Regions from separate parts of the Homo sapiens genome. Here region 2 is linked to region 1. The links are chromatin loops, found by intact Hi-C in ENCODE. Cell type or tissue: heart right ventricle. All regions are shown on one strand. Links, peaks and the distances in the headings refer to the core of each region. The heading gives the core; the rest is flanking DNA.

What was found. A loop is a pair of places that touch in the nucleus more often than their neighbours do. Peaks named below come from ENCODE experiments on the same cell type or tissue, not always from the same donor. Only the 100,000 strongest peaks of a DNase experiment are listed, where the experiment ranks them.
Region 2: a loop joins it to region 1, with 2.0 times the contacts of the local background. A loop is called at or near these places in 7 of 110 quality-filtered maps.

The regions. Positions count from the first base shown.
Region 1 is chr22:32,770,993-32,781,347 of GRCh38, reverse strand. The region is part of intron 6 of SYN3 (synapsin III); the gene reads left to right. Among named protein-coding and RNA genes, the nearest start is that of TIMP3, 26 kb to the left of the region's middle. In heart right ventricle, for the core only: a CTCF peak has its summit at 5,145 (motif pointing left); no DNase peak of the experiment used is centred there; H3K27ac peaks cover 979 bases.
Region 2 is chr22:32,717,812-32,728,166 of GRCh38, reverse strand. All of the region lies in intron 6 of SYN3 (synapsin III), which reads left to right. Among named protein-coding and RNA genes, the nearest start is that of TIMP3, 79 kb to the left of the region's middle. In heart right ventricle, for the core only: no CTCF peak of the experiment used is centred there; DNase peaks (open chromatin) are centred at 4,356 and 7,026; H3K27ac peaks cover 1,749 bases.

The DNA.
Region 1 (10,355 bases), core at 1,377-9,376:
GATTTATTGAGGATGTACTTGTTCTATAAGGTACTATGCTAGGCACCATGAGGGTGAGAGGGAGGATGATGGAGGAGTCAGATAAGAGTGAATTCCTAAAAGATGGCACTTCCCAGTGAGTCCATTTTCTGTCTGTGGAACCTTGGACAAGACTACGAGCTATTGAGCCTTGCAGGTCTTGGTAGTTCCAGGGCTTTATACAATTTAAAAGGATTTGTTTATTGAAAGGAGGGATGCAGAGAAGGAAGAAGGGAGGAAGGGAGGATGGAAGGGAGGGAGGGAGGAAGGGAGGGAGGGAGGGAGGGGAAAGAAAGAAAAAAGAGAGAGAGAAAGAAAGAAAGAAGGGGGTGAGAGAGAGGAAGGAAGGAGGGAAGGAAGGAAGGAAGGAAGGAAGGAAGGAAGGAAGGAAGGAAAGGAAGGAAGGAAGGAAGGAAGCAAGGAAGGCAGGCAGGCAGGCAGGCAATAATACCAAGTTGCTCTCATTAAGTGCTTATTACGCTGGGTACTGCTAAGTGCCTTACCTACATGAAATCATTTAATCCTTATAATAACAAGCCTACATTGTGGTTAATATTATTATTACCTCCATTTTAAGGATAAAGAAACTAAGGCACAGGAAGTTCAGTAGATTGTCCAAGGTCATGCAGCTGGTAAGTCAGGGAGCCAGGATTCCAACCATGCAGTGTTATTTCAGTGCCCAGGCTCTGAGCCAGTGACGAAAACAGCAAATATTTGAGGTCAAGGTGTAATCCCTCCCATATGCAAGGCACCTGGTGAATTACAAAGCTCTTTGTGGAAAGGCTTCCAAGGGTGGAGATGGGGGCAGAAATTTCCAGGGTCCTCAGCCAGAGATTCTCTGATAACACAGGTAGAAAATACCAAGGGCTGCAGAGATGCGAAAAGGAAACCAGAGCGGCCAACAGCGCACTGCACAGAGGCCCTCTGGTTTTAGAGTCAACTCAGGTGCTGCTCTGTCTCCATCTCCTACAGCAGTTGTCCGATCACCTGTAATTTTAGCCCCCAGAACAACACTCCTGAGACACTTCTCTCATTCACCTCCCGGCACCCCCCAGGGCCAGCTTCAGCCCGTGAAATTCCAGCACAGTTCAGCAAAGCACAGACCAGACATGGCGTCCCACACCAGTGAGCTGGCAGCTGCTTCCTTTGTAACCAGACAGGTACACAAAGAAAAGCAGAGATCAGGGCAGAAGGCTTCGGGCTCAGTCAGGGCAGGCCATTTCTGTTTTTTTTCTCTTTTTTTCTCTCTCTTTTTTTTTTTGAGACAGAATCTCACTCTGTCACCCAGGCTGGAGTGCAGTGGCGCAATCTCAGCTCACTGCAATCTTTAGGGCAGGCCATTTCTCTGTGGGCCTTGGCAAGGCCTGGAGGCAGATGCAGAGGTTTGCACCGCCTCACCATAAAAGGGAGCGCTTTGTTCCTGCTCCCCTGCTGTGTTTGGCTTTTCTGCCCAGGTTATCCCAGGGCAGAATGGAGGTTCGAGTACTTGCCCAACCTGGACCCTTGATGGTACTAAAGCGTGGAGGAGTCGCTAGCAAGGACATCACGGTAGTAACCTGCAAAGTACGTAAGGTCCTGTTTTTCCTATTCATGCATCCCCTGGGGAGACTGGGCATTTGGGAGAAAAGCACAGCTTGGGTTTGATTCCCAGCTCTGCAACTAGCCAGCTGAGTGCCCCTGGGTAAGTCATTACACTGCTCAGAGCCAAGGTTTCCTCTCTTGTAAAGTGGGAATAATAATGCCCGCTTCGGAGAGTTGCAGCGAAGATTAAATGAGACAATCTGGTTTGTGGAAGAAACTTAATGAGGGGTGACTAGTGATGTCTCTTGTATGGTTGCTTCATAGATTTGTTTGTTTGTTTTTGTTTTTCGAGACAGAATCTCACGCTGTTGCCCAGGCTGGAGTGCAGTGGCGCCATCTCGGCTCACTGCAACCTCCGCCTCCCAGGTTCAAGTGATTGTCCTGCCTCAGCCTCCTGAGTAGCTGGGACTGCAGGCGTGTACCATCATGCCCGGCTAATTTGTGTATTTTTAGTAGAGATGGGTTTTTGCCATGTTGTCCAGGCTGGTCTCAAACTCCTGACCTCAAGTGATCCACCCACCTCGGCCTCCCAAAGTGCTGAGATTACAGGCGTGAGCCACCATGCCCGGCTGGTTGCTTCATATTTTAAATCCATCATTCACCATTCCTATCAATCCTCTGTGGCCACACATCACATTTTACATTCATTTGGATTTACATTACATTTTACATTCATTTGGATGATTATTTGATTAATGTCAGCCTTCCTCACTAGTAGTATGAAGGTAGGGACTATGTCTGTCTTGAGCCATCGTTCTAACCCCAGTGCCTAAGGCAAGCTGGGCACGTAAGAGGTGCTCAATAAATATTTATGGAATAAATTAATAAAGGAAATGAGAAGTACCCAATACAATGGTATATTCATTTATTTGGAGCAAAGTGTTACAAATCAGTTTTTATTATTGATAGTAAAAGTCCTGGAGTTTGTGTGTTGCTTTCTTATTAAGAAACAAATTAAGGTATGTTGAAGGTTGTCTTCAAAATAATGTCATCCTCTTTTGCTTGCATTTTGACGCACTTTCTTCGGTGACGCTGCAGTTAAATGCAAGTCCTAGGGATTCCGCTTCACTCAGCGTAAACCCTGATACTGGCTCCCATGGGAATATCATCCGTCATTGTGTTGTGATGGAAACAGGAGATTAAAAAAATGCAGTCTTGGCCGGGTGCGGTGGCTCACATCTGTAATCCCAGCACTTTGGGAGGCCAAGGTGTGTGGATCACAAGGTCAGGAGTTCGAGACCAGCCTGGCTAACATGGTGAAACTCCATCTCTACTAAAAAAAAAATACAAAAATTAGCTGGACATGGTGGCGTGTGCCTGTGATCCCAGCTACTTGGGAGGCTTAGGCAGGAGAATTGCTTGAACTCGGAAGTCGGAGGTTGTGGTGAGCCAAGATCGTGCCTCTGCACTCCAGCCTGGTGACAGGGTGAGATTCTGTCTCAAAAAAAAAAATGCAGTCTTACATCACAGAACACCTTTTCCTGTAGCTAGGAAATGAGGCATGAGAATAGCCTTGTCTCCCACTTAGAGGGCATGAAAACTGAGAAGTTAATGTTTCTGAGATCCTTGAGTGAAAGGCACAGACTTATCTGCTTCCTGCCATAGAATGTCCTGCCTTGAGATGTTGTTTATCAAACCATTAATCCTAATGTGTCTTCACCAGCCAGCACTTGATAGGATAAAAGCATTGTCCTCTTGGAGTGGCAGCTGGCAGACTCTATTCTAACACGTAGGGGCCTCCTTAGCAATAATGTAGTGTTTCTCACTGGAAGCCTCACATACCTCTGAGACGCAGGATGGTTTTAGGTGGCATCCCAGGAATTCTTTCTTTAATAGTTAAACTTTTTAGTACAACATGTAGTCAGAAAAAACTAGCCAATTAAATCCATGAATTCATGGATATTATTGCTTAGGGTGAACCCAAAGCTAGCATTTAAGTAAGACAAAAAAAAGAGTTAATTCAAAGAAAATACTAAGTAAATATGAAGAGTAAACTATAACAAGAAAATGACAAAAATCATAAGCAAGAAAAGCTAATATGTGAGTTTCAGAAATGCTGCTATTATTTATTTTCTTGCCTCTCTCCCTGTAAATCTGAGGGTTCTTTGGGGATATTCTTTATATCCCAGTGTCTAGCACGGTACCCGACACACAGGAGCTCAGGAAGCTCAGTGAATGAGGGATGGATGGATGCAAAAATGATGAACTGATGATAGAATGTTTAGATAGACTTGGCATCTGGGGCTCTGACAGATCCACTGAAGTAAAGTCCCTACCAACATACTGGGGACAATATTGCACCGAGTCAGGACTTTTCTTCCTAAACAGGTTTCTGTGTGATAATAATTGGATTAAAAAAAAAGAAGGAGCAGGCTGGCTCCAGGCCATGAAATGAAATCTAATGTGCCCATATGCCAGTTTCCCCTTTTTAGGATTCTCCCAACCAGAAAGAATTTCTAGCTGCCTGAGATGAATGGGGAGCTGGGAATACCGAGACCCACAGCTGGGACACGAAGGATGCTTTCGATAGAATATACTAGCTGTGTGGTCTTCGATGGGTCACTAAATGTTCCTGCCTGTCTCCTTCTCTGTGGAATGAAGGAGTCATTACAGCTAAAGAAATTATGTGATTCTGGGAGGAACTGGTTCTGAATTTGAAAGCCACGGAGAAGGGCAGGTCGGGAGGAGGTGCTGATGAGCTGGTACAAGGCTGGATTCAGGCTTGAAGAACTCACGTGACATCTAGTGATCATGCTGTGAGGTCAGCATTGTGGTTCTGGGTGGTAACATCTGTGAGTTCACCCACGGGCACTTCGAGGCTTAGAAACTTTCCTGTGTGTGCTCAAGGGATAGGGGGCGGCTCCTGCTGCTGGTGTCCCCACCTATCTCAGTGATGACCAGGGTAGCCTTGCCATGGCCAGCTAGGTAAGCAGGTTTGCTTCCACTTTGAATTCTTATGCCTTCTCCGTGCACTGCACTTTACAGTTTACAAAATGCTTTTCATGCCCTCTGTCCCATCTGATCCTCATAGGATCCCAGAATAAGCCACTTAGGGTAGTGCAGAGGGAGCATGGTAAGCCATTGCTCAAGGCTGCGTGACTGGCTCAGGAAACAGAGCATCCATTCTGGTGCAAAGAGCTCGCCTCAAGGTGGCCTAAGGCAGCAACTTGGAGCCAGACCCTTCATTCAAAGCCTGGCACAGGTGCCCGCTGTGTGACCTTAGGCAAGCTACATCACTTCTCTGGGTGGCAATTCTTAATCTGTAAAATGGGATGTTGACAGTATCTGCCTCCTAGTGCTGTTGTGAATATTGAATGAACACTACCTGGCACCTGGTAAGGCATGACTATCTTATTGCCTCATGGGTGACTCTGAGGATTTATCGAGATAATGGGTGTGTGTTTCTTTCCTTGGGCTGCCATAACAAAGTACCATTCACCAAGTGACTTAAAATGACAGAAATTTATTCCCTCACATTTCTGGAGGCCAGAAGTCCCAAACTGGTCTCAATGGGCTGAAAAAAAAAGGGTGTCGCCAGGGTTGTGCTCCCTCTAGAGGCTCTAGGGGAGATCCTTTCCTGTTTCTGATGACTGTCCAAGTTCCTTGGCTTGTGGACACAAAGCTCTGACCTCTGCTGCCATCTGCCTGGCCTCGTCCTCTGTGAGGGCACCAGATCTCTCTCTCTGCGGGCACCAGATCTCTCTCTGCCTGCCTCGTATAAGGATACACGTGATCGTATTTAGGGCCCACCTGGGTGATCTAGGATAATCTCCTGATCTCTAGGTCCTTCATTTAATCACATAAGCAAACCTCTACCCCCTACAGCCCCCTGCCACTTCCTTTTTCTTGGCCACAGGAGGTAACATTCACAGGTTTCAGGAATTAGGCATGAATATCTTTTGGAAGGCCATTTTTCAGCTGACAACAGATACTAAGCCCTTAGTAGGTACTTAGAAACAGTAGCTATGATTGTTAATCATCCTGTTTTACATAAAGGGAAACTGAGGCTCTGAGAGGTGGAGAGGGATTATCTCAAAGGGCCAGGAAGTGGCAGAATGTAGCCTTGGCAGCAGAACTCCTGATCTCAAGGACTTATGGCTATACTACCATGATACCTTGAGGTTGGTGGGTTGTTTGAGTGTTGCCAAGTTTGTATGACTGGGGCCACCCTTCTGGGTTGTGCAGACTGGAGGATGCATTAGGCTAAGGATACATGTGTCCTCTACTGCAATGCAAAGGAGAAGGGGTACTTTTGCCTCAGTCACCCTCCTCGTCGACAGTTATCTGCTATGGGAAGTGGGAACAGGGAGGACCAGGTCACCACTCTCTTGGCATTCCACAGGTGTTTGTGGCTCAGATGCTGCTAAGGACTGAATTATGTCCCCCCAAAATTCATGTTGAAGCCTCAACCTCCAGTGCAGCTGTATTTAGTGATAGGGCCTGTAAGGAGGTAGTTAGATTAGACAAGGTCAGAAGGGTGGGACCCTGATCTCATAGGATTAGTGTCCTTATAAGAAGAAACTCTAGAGAACTTGCTCCCTAGTCCACCTCTCCACACTCCTGCATGCACACCAAGGAAAGGCTACATGAGGACACAGTGAGAAGGTGGCTGTCTACAAGCCAGCAAGAGAGCCCTCACCAGCCAGAGCCTTGATCTTGGACATCCAGCCTCCAGAACTATGAGAAAATAAAATCTGCTGCTAAGTTTATGGCTGTCCAAGCAGGCTGAGACAGATAGGTCAGAGGAGGAAGCTGGGGGCCTTCTTCAGGATTGGCATTTGTCTTATCTGCCTCAGCTCCACGGAGGCCCTCAGCATTTGTTGAATGAGTGGAATGGGTAACCAGACAAGACCCCTGTTCAGTTTCTAAACACTCTGCTCATTTAAAAGTGCAAAGCTGGGAGGCCGAGGCGGGTGGATCACCTGAGGTCAGGAGAAGACCAGCCTGACCAACATGGAGAAACCCCATCTCTACTAAAAGTACAAAATTAGCCAGGTGTGGTGGCACATGCCTGTAATCCCAGCTACTCGGGAGGCTGAGGCGGGAGAATCACTTGAACCCCGGAGGCGGAGCTTGCGGTGAGCTGAGATCGTGCGCCATTGCACTCCAGCCTGGGCAAGAAAACTCCATATCGGGAAAAGAAAAAAAAAAAGTGCAATGCTTAAAACAGAGGAGAGGGTGAGCCTTATTTGAGGCTCCTGAAAACTCTTGCCTGTGGTGTTCCAACAGCACCCTACCCAGTCTTCTTGCCTCCAGAGTGTGGACAGGGCTTCATCTCTGTGAAGACTCGAGGGGAGGAGGGTCCTTCCTTATCTCTTCCAGTTTCTGGTGGTTGCTAGCAATCCTGGGCATTCCCAGTTTTAACCTCTACCTCCATCATCACACGGCATTCTCTGTGTGTCTGTGTCCAAATTTCCTCTTCTTATGAGGACACCAGTCATTGGATTAAAGCCCGCCCTAATCCACTGACTTCATTCTAACTTGATTACATTTGCAAAGACCCTATTTCCAAATAAGGTCACATTTACAGGGACCAAGGGTGAGGGATTGAGCATATCTTTTTGGAGGTTACATTTTTCAATTCATAACAAACCCTCATGGTTTTTCTTGTCCCCAGGATCAATCCAAGATCCGTTCATGGCTATCCCATCAAGACCCTCCCTTCCTCTCCCTCCAAGCCCATCTCACTCTTTTCTTTCCTGTCCTTGGGACCAGCACACACTGGAACTTCTTGCTCCTCAGACACATTCTGCTTCCCCGGATCTCCCTTCCTTTGCTTCTACCAGCCCTCCTACTGGCAGTTCCGTTCCAAACCTTGTCCACTTCTGACTCCAGCTCATCTTGCAAGACTCACTTTGGATATCAGTTCTCCCTGCAGCCCTTCCTCACTCTCCCTCCTTCCTCTTCAGATAGAAGCAACCTTTCCTCCCCCATAGTACCCTCTACCTAATTCAGTTGCAGGCCCTGTAATACTTCACTGCATCAGTGTGTCTGTCTCCCTCACTTGACCATGATCCTCTTATGAACAGACACTGTCCTCAAGGCCCAGCCCAGAGCCCAGCATACAATAGACCAGTGGGTGCAAATTGGAGGCTCAAGGGCTAGATATGGCTGAACAGATGTGTTTTTCTTCAGTCTGCATGACATCAACCAGAATTGAAGATAGCTACCAACAATTACATCCAGAAAATTTCTCATAAAAATCTGTAATTCCCACCTCTTTTGAGAAAGAGGAGGATCTGGCCGTCTCAGATCTTTGTCCCCAGCCAGCAAGAACCTACTGAAGCTGAATCACTACTGTCACTGTTGCGTTCTTTTTTTTTTTTTTTTTTTTTTTTTTTTGAGACAGAGTCTGGCTCCGTTGCCCAGACTGGAGTGCAGTGGCACAATCTCGGCTCACTGCAACCTCCGCCTCCAGGGTTCAAGCAATTCTCCTGCCTCAGCCTCCCAAGTAGTTGGGACTACAGGCTCATGCCACCATGGCCGGCTAATTGTTGTATTTTAGTAGAGACAGGGTTTTCACTGTGTTGCCCAGGCTGGTCTTGAACTCCTAAGCTCAGGCAATCTGCCCACCTCAGCCTCCCAAAGTGCTAGGATTACCCATGAGCCACCACGCCCGACACTGTTCCATTCTTTGGACAGGGCCTTTGCTCCCCAGTTGTATTGGGACACAACCATGCCTATTCATTTGTTCCTTGTCTATGGCTGCTTCTACATGGCAACATCAGAGTTGAGTAGTTGCGAGGGAGATCATACAGCCCCAGATATTTACTATCTAGCTTGCACTAGTTTCTTGTGGCTGCTGTAACAAACTACTACAGAATTGGAAACCCCAAACCAGCTAGATTTTTTGTCTCGCAGTTATGGAGGCCAGATGTCCGAAGTCAGTTCTACTGGGCTGACATCAAGATGTTGGCAGGGCATCCTCCCTTCAGTGGCCTGAGGAGAGAGTCCCTCTCTTGCCTCTTCCAGTTTCTCCTGGCTGCAAGTATTCCCGGACTTGCAGCCACATCATTCCAACCTCTGGCCTCATGGTCTCCTACACTAATCATTTTTTGTCTTAAGTCTCCCTCTGCCTCTTCTGCCCAAATGTGAGCATTTGGGGCTCACCCAGATGATTCTGGATAATCTCCTCATCTCAAAATTCTTAACATAATCACATCTGTAAAGGCTCTTTTTCCAAATAAGTTAACATTTATGGGCTTTAGGGGTGAGGATATCATTGGTGGAGGGAGGCGGATCATTTTTCAGCCTATCTCATGTCCCTATACAAAAAAGCTTTGCTGACCCTTGTTCTGGAAGGACAAGGAAGCTTGCCCGAGATGGGACAGCTCCTACCTCTGATTCTGCCCTTCTGGAAGCCCCAGGCTCACTCCACATCTGTATCTGGGGTCACACCAGGGTTCTCCATTTTGTTAGATACTCCCTAGGGCTGCCTTGATCTCCCTCATACCTGCCTCCCTCCTCTTGAAAAAAAAAAAAAAGAAAAGAAAAAGAAAGAAGAAGAACAAAACAACACCAACATCTGCAGCATTTCTTGACCTTCTGGTCCTGCTTTTCTCCCCCCCTGTGGCCCAGCACTATCCTCAGGGACAGAAAGAATGAGGGAAGTTTCTAGCAGAAAAGGTCTATTTTCCAATGTAGGATCCTTTCTTCCAGGCTTAATGGCTTTTTCAGATGTCCTAGGAGGGTTTTGCCCCATCCTCTCTGGGCTAAAACTGCTCTCCAGACAGCCTAGTGCAGCCTCATGCACACAACCACCCTTCCCACATTAAACGGCTGTGCTCCCCAACCCTCAAACAAACCTGCTTCCAAGCAGCAGCTGCCTAAGAAATGTACTCCCTCTCCCCTTTCTAATTTTGACCGTTGGAAGAGAGATCTAGATTCGTTTCTGAGTGTCTTCCTTGGCCAGTAAAACTGTAGCACAAATGTCATGAATGACCATTTGCTTTGGGAATGAATGAATACCACAGAGACTCACGGGTAATCTCCATGTGCAGTGTGCATTGTTTAATATAGTCCCCAAGCTTGAAAATGAATAATGGGCATTGTTCATCTTTTGTAGGGTATTTGAAATGGCCAGTCATGTACACCGAATATGATGTAGATGTATTTGGGCATCAGTGTGTCCTGTGACCCTCCCCTGTGAGGGAGGCAGGCAGATATTATCTCCATTTTAAAGAAGGAAAATTGAGGCTCAGAAAGATCAAGTAACTGGCCTAATGTCAGACAGCTAGTAGATGCAGACCTGGTCCTGGTGCCCATTCTTCACCAAGTGTTGTTTCCACCAGCCTGGGCAGGGGCCACTGTGCTGTGTTACAGATGCAGTGCACAGGGGCCCAAAGAGCCTGGCAGGGAGGTTAGGGGTGGCTTCTGGTCACCAACTCTGTGGTTGAACCTTTTTCCTCCGGTACTCAACTTTCAGAATTTTAACATCTCCATGGTGGACAACTTCAGAGGGCAAGGCTGGTTATATACCATGGAATACTATGCAGCCATAAAAAAGAATGAGTTCATGTCCTTTGCAGGGACATGGATGAAGCTGGAAACCATCCTTCTCAGCAAACTAACACAGGAACAGAAAACCAAACACTACATGTTGTCACCCACAAGTGGGAGTTGAACAATGAGAACACATGGACACAGGGAGGGGAACATCACACACCAGGGCCTGTTGGGGGGTGAGGGGCAAGGGGAGGGAGAGCATTAGGAAAAACACCTAATGCATGTGGGGCTTAAAACCTAGATGATGGGTT
Region 2 (10,355 bases), core at 1,031-9,030, 53 kb after region 1:
CTGAATGGTATTGCCTAGATTTTCTTCTAGGGTTTTTATAGTTTTGGGTTTTACATTTAAGTCTTTAATCCATCTTGAGTTGATTTTTGTGTATGGTGTAAGGAAGGGGTCCAGTTTCAGTTTTCTGCATATGGCTAGCCAGTTCTCCCAGCACCACTTATTAAATAGGGAATCCTTTCCCCATTGCTTGTTTGGTCAGGTTTATCAAAGATCGGATGGTTGTAGGTATACAGGTATCTCCCTGCAGAATGGGAGAAAGTTCTTGCAATCTATCCATCTGACAAAGGTCTAACATCTAGTATTTATAAGATACTTAAACAAATTTATGAGAAAAATGAACAACCCCATTAAAAAGTGGGCAAAGGACATGAACAGACACTTCTTAAAAGAAGACATACATGCAGCCAACAAACACAAAAAAGCTCAACATCACTGATCATTAGAGAAATGCAAATCCAAACTACAATGAGATGCCATCTCACGCCACTCAGAATGGCTATTACTGAAAAGTCAAAAAACAAAAGATGCTGGTGAGGTTGTGGAGAAAAGAACACTTTTACACCGTTGGTAGGAGCATAAATTAGTTCAACCATTGTGTGGCAATTCTTCAAAAACCTGGAGGCAGAAATACCATTTGACCCAGCAACCCCATTACTGGGTGTATACCCCAAGGAATATAAATCATTCTATTATAAAGATATGTGTATGCAGCACTATTCACAGTAGCAAAGCACTATTCACAATGGCAAAGGCATGGAATCAACCTAAATGCCCATCAATGGTAGACTGGATAAGGAAAATGTGGTACATATACACCATGGAATAATATGCAGCAATTAAAAGGAATGAGATCATGTCCTTTGCAGGGACATGAATGGGGCTGTAAGCCATTATCCTCAGCAAACTAATGCAGGAACAGAAAACCAAATAACGCATGTTCTCACGTATAAGTGGGGGCAGAATGATGAGAACACAAGGACACATGGGGGAAACAACACACACTGAGCCTTGCAGGAGGGTGGAGGTGGGAGGAGGGAGAGCTGCAGGAACAATAACTAATGGATGCTGGGCTTAATACCTAGGTGATGGGATGATCCATGCAGCAAACCACCATGGCCACGTATGTAAGGAAGCTGCATATCCTGCACATGTATCCCTGAACTTAAAGTAACAGTTGGGGAAAAAAAAAAAAAAACTTCATTCCAGTTTCAATGCAAGCATTGGAGGGTTCTAGACAGGGAAGGGACTGCAAATGATTCTGTCTTCTATCTGTAGAAGATCTTCTGGGTGCTTTGTTGAGAATGGGTTGTGGGATAGTAAGAATGGAGGCTGAGGAACCACTTAAGAGGCCAGTTCAGCTGAAACAAGAGTGTCACCGTTGCCCTTAAATAGTTTCTTCAGGTTTTTCCTCTAATGCCCTCCTGGCCTTTGAGGATGTAATGCAGACAAAGAGACCAGGGAAGTCCAGATCCATTTTGTCCCGTTCAAGCTTCTTTTCTCCAACCCATGTCATATCCCAGCACCCTCCCCCTTGCAAAACATGAGCTCTCATACATGAAAATGAAGGCTGATTCAGATGCACTAGGGAGTGGCAGAGATAGGAGACGAGAGCTGTTGTCATCAACAGCCAGATCACAATGCCACATTTTGTGGGCATGACACTGTAAAGCCCATATGGATATAGAGTTCGGATCCCCTCTGAGTACCCCAAAAGAATCTATACTGGGGCCGAGTGTGGTGGCTCACACCTGTAATCCCAGCACTTTGGGAGGCCAAGGCGGGCAGATCATGATGTCAGGAGATCAAGAACATCCTGGCCAACATGGTGAAACCCTGTCTCTACCAAAAATACAAAAATTAGCTGGGCGTGGTGGCGTATGCCTATAATCCCAGCTACTTGGGAAGCTGAGGCAAGAGAATCTCTTGAACCCGGGAAGCGGAGGTTGCAGTGAGCCAAGATCGTGCCACTGCACTCCAGCCTGGTGACAGAGTGAGACTTCATCTCAAAAAAAAAATAAAAATCTATACTGGATTACTAGTTATTATTATCTAGACTTTATTGAATATTTCATGGGAAATATGAAGACTAGACCTCACATGGCACACCTTACATATTCCTGTTTTCTCCAAGACCCTGTCCTAGGATAAAAAAGATGAAAAGGAGGCATGTACCAGGAAGGAGCCAGAGCAAGCAGGGCCTTGTATGTCATGCTCAGGGGAGCTTTTACGTATTTTGGGGATTATGCAAAAAATAAGACTCAAACTACACATAGCGGAGAATAGAGCTACAGTGACCAACGTCAGACTAAATATTGACTAAGCATATTTGCTTCCTGAGGCTGCTATAACAAATGACCATACACTTAGTGGCTTAAAACAACACAAATTTATGATCTTCCTGTTTGGACGTCAGAAGTCTAAACTGGGTCAGCAGGGCTGGTTCTTTCTGGAGGATCTAGGGGAGGATCTGTTTCCTGATCTTTTCCAGCTCTGGAGGCCGCCTGCATGCCTTGGCTCATGGCCCCTGCCTCAGGTCACTCTGACCTCCGCCTCAGTCATCACATCTCCTCCTCTCACTCTGACTCTTCTGCCTCCTAATTTCACGGACCCATCAGCCCACGCGTAGAATGCAAGATAATCTCTCCATCTCAAGATCGTTCACTTCATCACATCAGCAAAGTCCCTTTTGGCATGCAAAGTGATCTGTTTACTGGCTCTGGGAATTAGGACATAGGCATCTTTGGAGTGGAGGGACGGGGAATTGTTCTAAAGACTGAAAGCAAAAGTTTGTGCCAAGTTTCATAAGAAATAGTTAAATCCTGTTTTATGGCCTCAGTTGGCATTCCAGCTCTGGAGTGGGGATGACCCTGTGCATTGTGTCCCCACTCCCAGGAAACCAGGGCATGCTTTACTGGGATCATCCTCCAAAGTAGCAAAAAAAACCTGCTGTGGTGGAAAGAAACCCTTGGGCATGGGTTCTCATCTCTGCACAGAAGAGGTGTGTTGTGTTGCGTTGTGTTGTGTTGTGTTGTGTTTGTTTTGTTTTGTTTGAGACAAAGTCTCACCCTGTCACCCAGGCTGGAGTGCAATGGCGCGATCTCGGCTCACTGGAACCTCCACCTTCTAGATTCAAACGATCCTGCCTCAGTCTCCCAAGTAGCTGGGATTACAGGTGTGCACCACCACACTTGGCTAATTTTTTGTATCTTTAGTAGAGACAGGATTTCACCATGTTGGCCAGGGTGGTCTTGAACTCCTGAACTCATGATCCGCCCACCTCAGCCTCCCAAAGTGCTGGGATTACAGGCGTGAGCCACCGCGCTCGGCCCAGAAGAGGTGTTTGGCCTACTCCTCTCAGCAGCCCTCTCCTCCCTGGGGCCAGGTTTTTCAGGATGCCAGAGTCCTAATGGCATCCTTCCCTCTCTTGCGCCATTTCTAGACATGTCAAAATTTACTCTCTCTGTCCCCGACACTTGACTGATCTCTTTGTGACAATGTGGCTGTCACTTACTGGGCATTTAATACATGAAAAAAATAAAAACTTTATTGAGCTCTTACTATTTGTCAGACACTATACGAAGAGGTTCATATAGATTATCACACTGAATCCTTCCAGAAATCCTATTAGATAAGTAATGTTACTGTCCCTCATTTTATTAACAGGAAAAGGAGAAGAAGACACTGAGGCACAGAAAGGTTAGGTAACTTGCCTAAGATCACTCAGCTGGGAATAGGCAGAGTCTTTGTTGAACTCTGGTCTTCTGACCTGGAATTTATGCTCTTACAAAATTACCCTTCTGTAGTCCCAGATACATGGGAAGCTGAGGTAGGAGGCTCACTTGAGCCCAGGAGTTTGAGGCCACCCTGGGCAACATAGCAAGACCCTATCTCTAAAACAAAACAAAACAAAACAAAACAAAACAGAAAAGTACCCTATATTGGAAGAGGTGAATGGATGGAAGGCAGGAAATGCACTGACTGTTGTTAAATAGCATTGGCTTAGGTGCTAGAAAGTCTAGATTTCCTATCCTGCTTCACCACTCCTTGCTGGATGACTTGGACTAGTTTCTTCCCCTCTCTGGGCCTCAGTTTTAACAGATACAACATGAGGGGCTTGCATAGAAAGGAGCAGGTTTGCTCCGACACTAGCTTTCTGTGTGTCTAATGCTGGTAGCCTGTTGGTTACCACCCCACCTTGCTTTGACCTTTAAATATGCCCACAAGACGTGGCATTTGCTGTCACATGGCCACGTACGGTCAGCAGCACCAGGGCTAGGTTCCTGAGGCCCCCTCACGTGGCACGGCCTACAGCTCCCCTATCCCTGGGGCCTCCGGCAAGGATCCAGGCGGCAGCCGGCAGCGGCAAGCATGTGCTGTTTCTGTGGTTTCTACTTAGAACAGTTTCCTGTTTCAACCTGCCAGTTCCTTAAAAGCATTAGCTTGAGGTTTTGCCGAATGACTCCGCTCTATTTTCATAAAGGGGTGGAGGGGCTCCTCCTGGGAGCCGAGCCCAGAGCTGAAATTCCACATGAATTAAGGGTATATCGAGCTTGGAAGTTCATCTCCTGAAAATAGTCTGGCTTGGGGTGACTTTCAGAGAATAGGGAGAGTTCCTCCACCAGCCAGATTCTTGGGCCCAACTTGTCTAAGAGGCTGCCTCCATTCCCTTATCTGGGCCTCAGTTTCTCCATATCTTACATGAGAGGGCTGGATCTTCTCTCCAGATTCTAGGCAGTCCCCACGTCTCTGTTTAGTGTATATGAAAGTAATGAGCACAGTAGTAGCCAACACATGTATAGCCCTTCCTGCACTGTTCTAAGCACTTTATAAATGTTGATCCTCTGAAGTGAACACTCTTCCTGTCCCCATTTTATAGATGGGAAACAGAAGCAAGTGATGTTGACTAATTTGCCCATGCTCACGTTACCTTCAAGTGGTCAAGTCAGGAGTTGAACCCTGGTGATCTGGCTCCAGAGCCCTTGCTGCTGGCTCTCTCAAAATAAGACCTTTCTGGCGGCAGATGGCTTACTATTGAGCAGGGCGCAGTAGGTGTGATCTCAGAGGGCTCAGGTTTGAGTCTTGGATTCATCATCTGCGTGACCTTGGGAAAGTCACTCAATTCTTTGGAACCTCCATTTTCTCATCAATGAAATGGAGCTAGTTGAACCCATGTTGTTGATCTGCCATAGTGTGTAGGCAATTTGAGGTGAAGATTATTTATGAAGAAGCTCGGGACCAAGACAAGCAGTCTCGTAACATAGGCTTTTATTATTATTCCCATATTTCACATCTCCTACTCCCGCCCTCGGTTCTGGGGTTATTAGCTAGATCTGCTTTTACTAGGGAGGGACTCCAGAAGGAAGGTCCAACTGGAATGCTGACAGCTCCAAAGCCACCTTCCTAGCCTAGAGATAGGGTTTGGGGGACTGGCAGTGACTTCTTAGCAGCCTTGAGTCAGCTGTCCAGAGTGGATGGCCCTGTGAGAGCCAACACTTCCTCCCCACCCCTGTGAGGCATCTGGGTACGGGTGGAGCCCCGTGGGAAACTGGCCTCGGCCACCAATTCCAGACTTCTATCCGCCTGACTCCTTGGCACTGTCCGAGTAAGAGACATCTCCAATTTAATCCACCCAAACAGAACTCTTGATTTCCCCCTTGAAATCTACTCTTCCCTTGGTCTTCTCTATCTCAGTGAGGGGCATGACCCAGGTTGCTCAACCTAAAACCCTCCATTCACCTTTTTTCCTTCACAGCCTGTATCCGAGCCATGTGCAAATTATGTGGACTCTTTGATTCGATCTCCAAATTTTTTCCCGACTCTGCTGTCTTTTCTCCACCTTGGTACACCATCAAGGGTCAAGGGAGAGGTGCTGGTAGCCACCATCGTTGTTTATTTAGTCTACTTAGGCAACCCCAACTCACCACCCTGTGGGTACGTTGTCCCCTGCCTCCCCTTGACACAACCAAAGGCATCTGCTTGGGAAAATACTTCATCAACTCCCTGCTTAAAACCCTCTATGGCTTCCAAATGGACAAAGACTAAGCTCTTTACATGGTCTCCAGACCCTTCGAGATGCATTGAACCGTCTGGCCTCATCTTCCACCGCTCTTCCTCTCGCTCATTTGCTCCTGCCATGCTGGTCTCTCTGCTTCTTAAGCAAGTTAAACAAGCTCCTTCCTACCACAGGACTGTGTAGCACCAGCCACTTCCCTGCCTGCAAGGCTTTACCCTCAGATGTTCCTGGAGCCAGCATTTTGTCATCAGTCAGGTTCCAGTTCAAATGTCCCCTTCTCAGAAAGCCTTCCCTGACCACCCCATCTAAAGCATTCCCTGCTCCCACTCACTCTTCTCAACACTTCTGTTGTTTTCTCAGACGATTTATCATCTGACATTGTCATGTTTACTTAATTGTTCAGTTGTTTACCATCTGCCCCCTTCACTAGAATGATAATGAAGGCTGAGAAAAGTGCATGTTTTCACAGCTATATTTACACTGTACCACCAGTGGGAGCTGGGGGGAATCTGGCACATAAAAAGCACTCAATAAATAGTTGTAAAATGAATTCAAAAGTGTGCTATGTCCTGGAACAAGTTAACTCTCTGGGCTTCAATTTGCCCATTGATAAAATAAAGGAGAATGAAATGGGTTGTATCAAAGGATTCTCTTTGTTCTCACATTTTCTGGATCTCTGGATCCACAAGTTGCCCTTGGGATGGATGGATGGATGGATGGATGGATGATTTCTGGGGGTTTTATTGAAGACACCTGGGACAGAGGAGTTATCAGGAGCAAGATGGAGGCAGGGAAAGGGGGCAAATAACTCCAGTCAGAATGTGCTTCTTTTACCCCAAGTGAGAGAGAGGCATGATCCCCTCTTTCCTCTGTGCCCACCCCATGGACCACCTTTACCCATGGCTGCACCAGGGGAGGTGGCAGCAGCAGCTGCCTGCCCACCACCGGGAGCTCCACCCAGGAGATAAAAGGAGCCGAAGGAATGTGCTGGCAAAGCTGACGTCCCTGTCTTCTCAAGGGTGTAAATGGGTTTCCTGCTCCCACAGGTTCAAAGAGCACTTCATTTCACAGCAAAAGTACAGCTAATGAGAAACAGATTGTCTGGCTCCAGCTGCAGCTCTGAGAGCCCAGGAGGCAAAGGAAAGCCCCCAAGAACCTGGATGTGAACGTGTGTACTAAGGGACTGTTTCCTCCCCTTTCTCTGGGGCCACAGAGCTATTTCAACGGCAGGGGAAGGAGTTGCAGAGAGGTGGGGGTAGAGGCAAGAGCAATGTCCCCACTGGCAGTTAAGAGGAGCCCTTGGGAGAGGGCTTCTGAGCTCTGGGTCTTCCAATCATGCTGAGTTCTTTTTAGGCCTGGGCGCCAAGTCAGGCAATGCCTAATAATAATAACAACAGTTTCCTTGTACTGAGAGCTGCCAAAGTGCCACCTGTGGGGTGGGAAGGCCACGGGCTTTGAGGCCACAAGGCCGGGTTTATGGACTCTGGTCCTCAGTTTCCTCCAGCCAGTTAGCACAGTGGTGGTGATCAGTGAGAATCCCAACACTGCTATTCACTGGGCAGTGAAAATAACACTATTTGGAGGTCCTGAGGACCTAGGTTCTAGCCTTGGTTCAGCCAAGTGTGATTCGGGGCAAGGCAGGCTGAGGCAATGGGCCTTGGATAGCAAAAAGGACTTACCTTAAAATTTTGATACTTCTCACATGGGCAAGTCACTTGGGCATTTCTGAGCATCTGTTTCCTCCACCGTAACCAGCACCAATAACATCAACCTCATGGCATGTAATGAGGGTCAAATGAGAAGAGACACATAAACTGCTAGCCCTGGGTAGGTGTTTGAGGTTGGGGTTGGAGCCCAAAGGCCTTAGACGCAACAGAGCAATCTGTGACCAAACCAGAAGACAAACCCAGGTTGGACTCACACTCAAACAATACAATAAAAGGTAACCAATAGTAGAGTGGGTACAATATCCCATGCTCTGTGCTGTAGATCTTAGTGTATCCTCACAAAAAGCACATGGGGCCGGTACTACCATTGCCCTTAAATAGCTGAAACCAGGGCTTAAACTGAAAAGACTAGATTCCAGAGTGTGTGCTAAGTTACTAGGCTATTCTTCAAAGTTTGTAGCTTCTCCTCTCTGCTCTGGGTATCTACCTGCTTCCTGGGATCCAATTGTCAGCAGACTCAAAGTGCCCAAATTGGGTAGCCAGCTGTCCCCTTGTCCCCCCTTCCCCTCCAGGGTGTTAGAAAGACTATTTCCCTCATTCAATAAATATTTCTTTTCTTCTCTCTCTCTCTTTTTTTGTTTTTTTCTGAGACAGTCTTGCTCTGTCACCCAGTGCAGTGGCTGCAGTCATAGCTCACTATAACCTCAAACTCCTAGGCTAAAGCCATCCTCCCACCTCAGCCTCCCGAGTAGCTGGGACTACAGGAACATGCCACCACACCTGGCTTTGTTTCTTTTTTGTTTTTTTGGAGAGATGGTGTCTCACTGTGTTGCTCAGACTGGCCTTGAACTCTTGGCCTCAAGTGATCCTTCCACCTTGGCCTCCCAAAGTGCTGGGATTACAAGTGTGAGCCACCATGCCCAGCCTCAGTAAGTGTTAGAGTGTTCATTTCTTGAACATTTACTATATGCTGGGCATTTGGATGCAACGGTGAACAGAACAGCCACACACAAAACAATCCCTATCTTCATGGAACTTATATTCTGGTGGAGTGGTGGGGAAAATGAACAAATGGACAAATGAGATTTTAAACACCAAATCACAGTTTCACCAGTATTCGTTTATCAAAGGTTGTAAGATACTTATCTGTGGGCTCCAAAAGAGTTTGGTTCTTGCATTCTTCCTTATAATATTTAATACTAACTGTATGCTAGGAATTATGCCAGGAACTGAGACGCAAAAGATGAATAACACATGTACCTTACCGTTGGTGAAGTCCTATTCTAGGAGAGAAATAGACATATTGAGTAATTTTAGTATGTGGTGCTAAGAACTGTTTTAGAGGATCCCCTCCTCCCCAGGACCTCAAAGAGGGGATGAGGGAAGAACCAGGAAAAGCCTGAGGAAGGCTTCATAGAGAAGGTGATGTCTGAGCTGGTCCTTGGAAGATGAGGCTGATCTGTCGACCAGATAAAAATGGAAGTCAAGACTTCCTGGAATAAGAAGTGGACATAAAAGCAAGAATATGCATAGCATGTTTGGGAACAGAGAGTAGTCATTCTTATGTGGGTAAAGAATAAGTTGGATGTAGAGGAGAAATGGGACAGGAGAGTATAATATTAAAAGGAACGCTGGGTGCCGGTAGGTAAGTCATGTGGAGTTGTGGGAGACCTGTAAGGGTGTGATCAGTCACACATGTATTTTATCTTTCTGTCTTCCTGTTCATTGATCCTGTCTTCATTTGTGTCTAAAGTTATGTTAAACCTATCTCTTGGACACTTAAAATGAGTTATTTCATTATTCAGTTCTGGAATTTCTGGTTGATTTTTTTTTTTTGGTCAGTTTCACTTCTATGTGGAAATTTTCCATCTTTTTCATTTATTTCCTTGAACATATAAATCAATTGTTACAGTCTATGGCTAAGAATGCCAATATATGGATTGCCTTTTCTACATTTTCTTTTTTCTTTTTTTTTTTTTTCAGTCCTTGAAAAAAGGACTATGAGACAGTACTTGTCTCATAGCATGCTTGGCTGCTTCCAGGTCAGGGGCACACCTCGGGTCCTACCAGTGACCACCCCTTGCTCAAAGAAGCAGTTTGGAGTCTTTCCCTTGGCAGAGCATTGAGGTCAGAGAAGTGTTCCTTTAAAGCACACAGTGGACATAGCAGAGATCATGGTGGACTTGGTGGAGCAGAATCTGGGGTGATTCTGATGGAGAGGGCAAGGCAGCAGGGAGGGCCCTAGAAGGGGATGTGGGAGAATATGGGAAGCAAGGCCGTAAGCTCCCCAGCCTGGGCCCCTCCATAGTAACTGCCTACTCGCCAGACTGGGAGTAGCACAGCACCAATCAATCTCCACCCCACCCTGCTCCAGCTGGGAAAGACATCCTGGCTGTGTAAACTAACCTTATGAGTCTTATTCCAAGAAGGCCAAGGAATTCGACAGGAAACAACACAAGCTAGTCGCCTTAAATCTCTGTCTGGGCTTGACGTGATTGGATCTGAAATAGCTACAGAGAGCCTCATTCTTAAACCTGTTGAACCCACATGGATACATGCATGCTTGCGTGCACAAACAGAAAGGTTTAAGATGAGGCCGCCACGGGGTGAGGCCATACCAGGCCTCCATGCAGAAACTGAGACCAAAGCTCCCATTTCAAGTCAGATCCGCAGTG